Linked DNA regions of Homo sapiens: region 1 is linked to region 2. Evidence: chromatin contacts called from ENCODE Hi-C data. All regions are on one chromosome and are shown on one strand. Each heading gives the region's core, a stretch centred on a gene start or an enhancer-like site at or near the end of the contact. The rest is flanking DNA. Distances are from core to core; before and after follow the strand shown.

Region 1 (2,700 bases), core at 112-2,611, 130 kb after region 2:
AATAAAGAAGTAAGCACCTCTGACAGTGCCTGGCACACAGTCAGGTGTTGAAACTGGTTGTAGCCATGGGAAGCTGTACTAACAGTATTCAGCTCTATGCCCAAGGCCCCAGGAATGCAGCAGCCTTACTTACTGCAGCCCTTCTGGCATATGAGACCCTGGATCCCCAGGGCCACCCTGCAGGGATAGGAGGAATCCTCGGCCTGCAGGTGCAGCCCTTGTTTGGTCACTGATCAGCCTCTGACACCTTTGGTTTAGTGCAGTGCTAATCCAAAGGCAGCCTCAGATGCAGTACTAAGCCAAATCAGCCTCAGTTTAGTGCAGTGCTAAACCAAATCAAACTCAGATGCTTTAGGTTTAGTGCAGTGCTCAAATCAACTGAAGCTAAGCATTCCAGTCCTGCTGAACTGAGCTGCTCCCACCCTTAGCTCTGCCATGTCCCTCCAGTCTGTGTGGCACATATGGCCAATTGAGCTGCTCCCACCCTTAGCTCTGTCTTGTCCCCCCAGTCTGTGTGGCACACATGACCACACAGTCTCCTGGCTGGATTCTCTCCCTGAACCCCAGACTGTTCAATCAGGCTTCAATAGCCACAGCCCTTACCAGTACTGCTAGGGTTTGGTGACTCCAGGCCCTGCTGCAGCTCCCTCCACCTCCTGCCCCACAACCTCACAGTTGTCTGCAGCTACTCCCTCCTTCCTTTTCATCCTTTTTGTAGCATAAAGGGCCTGTACTTCCATCTAAGGCAAAGTCTTCTCACTGTGCTGTCAGCTTTGGACCTCTTACTTCCTCTGCCACTTCATTTCACCAACCATCCTGTCTCTGGTTAACCTCTGGTTCTCCTGTGGCTTTGCTCATTTCTCTTTCAACTTCCAAAAGAAAAACTCAAACTCACACTTTTTGTTCTCCTCATGCTCTGACCTGTATTTTTCTTTCTTTCAAATAGGGTGGCCTACATTTGGAGCATAACCCATTTTTGCCTAGTGTTCCATTATTGGAATGCTAAGCTTGTAGGAGTTATTTTTATCCTACTGCTCAAGGTCGTCGCCAAGGTCTGATTTTTCACACACAAAAACTTGCAACCTCTGGCATAAATGGGTTAATTTCCTACTATTCAGTCTTGCATGTAAGTGCATTATGGTTTCTGCTCTCTCCCCATCAATGGGACTGCTATGCTAGGGTTCCTGACAACGCAATGCAAGAAGGAGCATTTGTGCTGAGTCCTAGATGCTACCAAGCAGTCCAGAGTAGGGTAGGGTATTCTGGGAGAGAAGTAATTTTTTATGCAGACTCATGCTTCTCTCCTCATCAAAATCTTTCAGCCAGGGCCACATGGGTCAATAGGTTCTACCTCTCATTCTTACACAACCATGAAATTCCACACCCTGACACATCTTCATTTTCCTCTTACACCATCCCCTTTTTGACTTCATGATCTCCCTGAACACCTGGACACCCGGGTAAATGCCATTAGCACCACTCATGCAATCGGGTGAAGCCTCAGTTTTGTCTCCTTAACCATCTCTCAGCAATGCCTTCTCAATCTCCAGAACAAAAGGATTATGACTTTACTTTGTTAAGACATCTAAGTAGACAGGCCCAGCGAGTCATTGGAAACGTTCATCTGTAACTCATAAGAGAAGCAAAATAATTGGTAATCCTATGCAAAAAAGCGAAATGTGCTTTCTTCATGCCTTTTCTCCCCTGACTCTTTCATCTTTGTTGTGGTCCTCATTCTTCCTTTCTAATTTTTACATAAATTTAAAAGGTGCTTTACTTAGGGAACTATTACAAATTATTCTGCTGAATCATGGTAAAATAGAATTTGCTTTGGGGATGGCTCCAGTATAAGAAAATCCTCAAGGTTGCAGCTTTCCACAAAGGGAGGGTTCACAAAAGTCTAAGTCCTCATAGCATAAAAGCTTTTAGAGCAAAAATAATTTAAAACAGGAGTTGTCTACACTGCAACTTTTAAACAGAGCTTTTCATGCTGAAATTAGCACAAAGCTTACTTAATATCCAGAGTGCTGCATAAGGAACTATTGAGGAAACGCAAGGGGCAGCTGGAAAAACAGAGGAAAGTGGGAGGCAGGCATGGTGCCAGGCACTGGGACAGTCTCTCCATCTAAGCCCTCTAACAGTGCAGAGACCCTGTAGGTGACCCATAAAAGGACAGAAGACCCCTGGACACCAGGACAGTAGGCATCATACCAAGAGCCAGGATAACAGTGGGGTGCGAACACACATTCAGAAAGCTAAGGCTAGAAAAACTACAAAAGACAGAGCCAGACTTGGTGAGCTCCAAGAAACACTAAGGTAGAGCTGGGAATCTGTAGCTAAGCCAGCATAGGGTCAACTTCATAGATTTGTTATGAAGGTTACAGGAAATGAAAAAGTAAGCAATGCTGAGTGGCTGGCACTCACAGTCTAAATCCCCATAGCATGAATTGGAAGGGCCCTTGGTGATCACCCAGACAAACATGGTGCCCTTCTCTCCCTACCTTTCCCTTCCTGAACAGTTCAGTTCTAAAGCCCTTAAGTAGGACAGATAAAAGTATGCATCTGTGTAGGGTTGGAACGAGAGGAGAGCTGAGGTGGACTAGCAGAAGGCCATAGCCTGAGCAGAGTGAAGACATCTGCATAGGCATGATACATGGTGCAGGGTAACAGAGCCCAGGACTGAGCAAGATGAGAAAAATG
Region 2 (2,934 bases), core at 151-2,650:
TAAGAATAGTATTTCCATATTTTCTGAGGATGCAGTAGGTTACCAGTGAAGGCAGGATAGAATGATGTTTGGGCACAGTTCCAAAGCCAAATTAGTACCATCTCTTAGTAACTCCTAAGTGACTTTGTATAACTTACTTGGCTTTGTTCTACCTCAGTTTACTCATCTGTAAAATGGAGACATATTGGAATGTAACGAAATTCTGATGAGGATTAAATGACTTGATGCATAAACCACATGTAACAGTAGCAGGCACACCGTAAATACTTACTAAATGTTAAATATTACTATTAATAATTGATCTAACAAATAAAAACTGGCTGGAAAACATAAAAAACCTCACTGTCAATTAACAGCCAAGGCAGCATCAGGACTTCGAATGATGGCAGAAGGTCTCAACATATCCCCCAAAAGCACATACCACCCTCAAGAAGTAAAATGCTTTCAATGCTCTTTCGAGGTGGGTTTCAAATATAGACAAGTAATGAAACTTGGGCAGGGAGAAGAACTGCATAGATAGGAAGAGCAGCAAGTTGTGAAAAGGAAGTTATAAAACCCTCATCTTTGCAGCAGATTTATCTCTTGCAGGGGTGGATACGTTGGCAACACTAAGCCACAGAGATTCAGTTGAAGGTACTGAGTGAAGTAGTTACTATAGGTTTTAGGAATGACAGAGGTGGAGAAAAGAGTTGGTGAGGTTTGACAAGGTAAAAGATAGAGACAAGGCTAAGTGCAAAATCACTGACATAGGTGAGAAGCTGTGATGATCTACATAACAAACTGGCAAAGATGAACTAGTTTGGCCTCTTCACCCAAACCTCACAACTCTTCAGCCTCTTGAGTACTTCTTGTACAAAGAGGTGAAGCTGGTTGAGATGGGTTAGTACAATGCTGTCCTCCTGAACACTGGGACTTTGGTTTCCTTGATTCAATATCTGGCTTTGGGGCTGCAAAGTTGCCTGTAAAAAAATCAATGGGGTCATGGCCTAGATCCAATAGCAATCATCTAGTGGCAGAATATGGGATTTGGCTAGACTCTGTATAGCTTGGCCACATTTTAAAATAAATTTAGGACTTGTTAGGGATTTGCATCTTGATTTTAAACACATACTGGACAAACTCCACACTGGAGCTGTAACTGTGGAAGGCCAGGAATCTGAGGCCTTAAGCCTCTGAATGGATGTTTCTGAAAAGAAGAAGACGTTTCCCAATCAGTTCTTAGAGTTTGGTTCATAATGTGAAATGCAACAAAGGGAACAATCAGTATTATTAAAAGGGCCAGTCAGGGAGCTATACTTACACTCCTCAGCACACATTGTTTTATCAAGATTTTTTGTATGTAGATATGCCCAGTCAGCAATAGCAGGAGTGCTGTTAGCTCACTGCTGTGGAAATCAAGTTCTAGGGAGCAAAAACAGAACCAAGTAAACAGAAACCACCAACATACAAAGTAACTTCCTCATTAGTTTTAACTTCCTCCTTCATTCTCAGAAGTTTTAACAAGAGCTTTTAAAAATACATATTTAAAAGCTAGAACAACCTTTTATTGCTGGTTTTAAAGCATTTTTAATCCTCAAAACCACAAGATATCACAAACAGAAATTTGGAAATGGACCCAGTATGGGCATTTGATTTATATATAGCCTGCTTTATTTCACAAAACAACTAATGTGGGTTCCAAATAAAGACAGGATGGCCAGATGACTTAAATCAGGAGATGACAAGAAAAAAAAATTGATGAGGAGAAGATAAAATAAACTGAAACTAATGAAACTAATGAGAAAAACGGGTCACCATATTCTGTCGATTCACTTGTTTGGTTAGTCCACAAAGTTGGCTCTAGTTCTTGCCACTACTGAGTAAAAGGCAAATGTGATTAATTTTCAAGTCAGACTGATTATATGACAAGAATCTACTGTCAATAGAAATAAATCTATTTGGGAGACATTAAAAAACCCAGTAAGAACTAGTTATTCTGGTCATTATCATTCAGAGTAAGAGTCTTAAAGATCTCGTTTCTGACACCAACCTTCTTTTACAGATAAGAGCATGGTAGTCTTGGTTGGACCCCTGTCCTCCAGGAAGAACCTGAAATCTTCATGTGGGCTTGTGATACCACTTGTATTTATTTGAAAGTCTGGACAATTCAACAATTAGAGTCTTTCAGGAGTTGGTGTTTCTTTTAGAGAGTTTTACAAATTGGGGAACCATAAATAGGAGATAAAGTAATAGCCTACAGCTGCCTATATGTTACAGCTGAAGAAGGGGGAAAGCCCCTTTAAACTAATTTAGGATGAGTCGATGGGATATCATCTCACCCCAGTTAGGAAGGCTATTGTCAAAAACACACACACACACAAAATGCTGGCAAGGATGCGGAAGAAAAGGAACTCTCAAACACTGTTGTTGGCAATGTAAATCAAAATGTAATGCAAATGCAATGTAAATGCAAAGCCACTATGGAAAACAGTATAAGCGTTTCTCAAAAAACTAAAAATAGAACTACCGTATGATCCAGCAACCCCACTAATATCTTTTTATCCAAAGGAAAGGAAATCAGTATGTCAAAGGGATGCCTGCACCCCATGTCTATTTCAGCACTATTCATAAGAGCCAAGATATGGAATCAACCTAAATGTCCATCAACAGATGAACAGATAAAGAAAATGTGGGATATATACATGATGGAATACTATTCAGCCATAAAAAAGAATGAAATACTGTCACTTGCAGCAACATGGATGGAAATGGAGGTCATTATGTTAAGTGAAATAATCCAGCACAGAAAGACAAAATTACATGTTCTCACTCATGTGGAAGCTAAAAAAGTTGATCTCATAGAAGTAAAGAGTAGAATGATAGTTATCAGAGGTTGAAAGGGGCAGAGGGAAGGCAGAGTATGAAGAGAAGTTGGTTAATGGGTACAGACATACA

The links. Hi-C counts contacts between places; a loop is a spot of excess contacts on that map. Pooled maps may share reads with other maps.
Region 1: a loop to region 2 is called in a pooled map, with 2.0 times the contacts of the local background. The contact joins two enhancer-like sites. A Hi-C loop is called at or near these places in 3 of 37 single-sample maps with no recorded cell type and 3 of 50 pooled maps.

The regions. Positions count from the first base shown.
Region 1 is chr5:33,840,575-33,843,274 of GRCh38, forward strand. All of the region lies in intron 2 of ADAMTS12 (ADAM metallopeptidase with thrombospondin type 1 motif 12), which reads right to left. Among named protein-coding and RNA genes, the nearest start is that of ADAMTS12, 50 kb to the right of the region's middle. Within about 2 kb of position 1,362, at least 2 of the 41 ENCODE cell types and tissues checked have a DNase peak (open chromatin) inside an H3K27ac peak, as active enhancers do.
Region 2 is chr5:33,711,916-33,714,849 of GRCh38, forward strand. All of the region lies in intron 3 of ADAMTS12 (ADAM metallopeptidase with thrombospondin type 1 motif 12), which reads right to left. Among named protein-coding and RNA genes, the nearest start is that of ADAMTS12, 180 kb to the right of the region's middle. Within about 2 kb of position 1,401, at least 2 of the 41 ENCODE cell types and tissues checked have a DNase peak (open chromatin) inside an H3K27ac peak, as active enhancers do.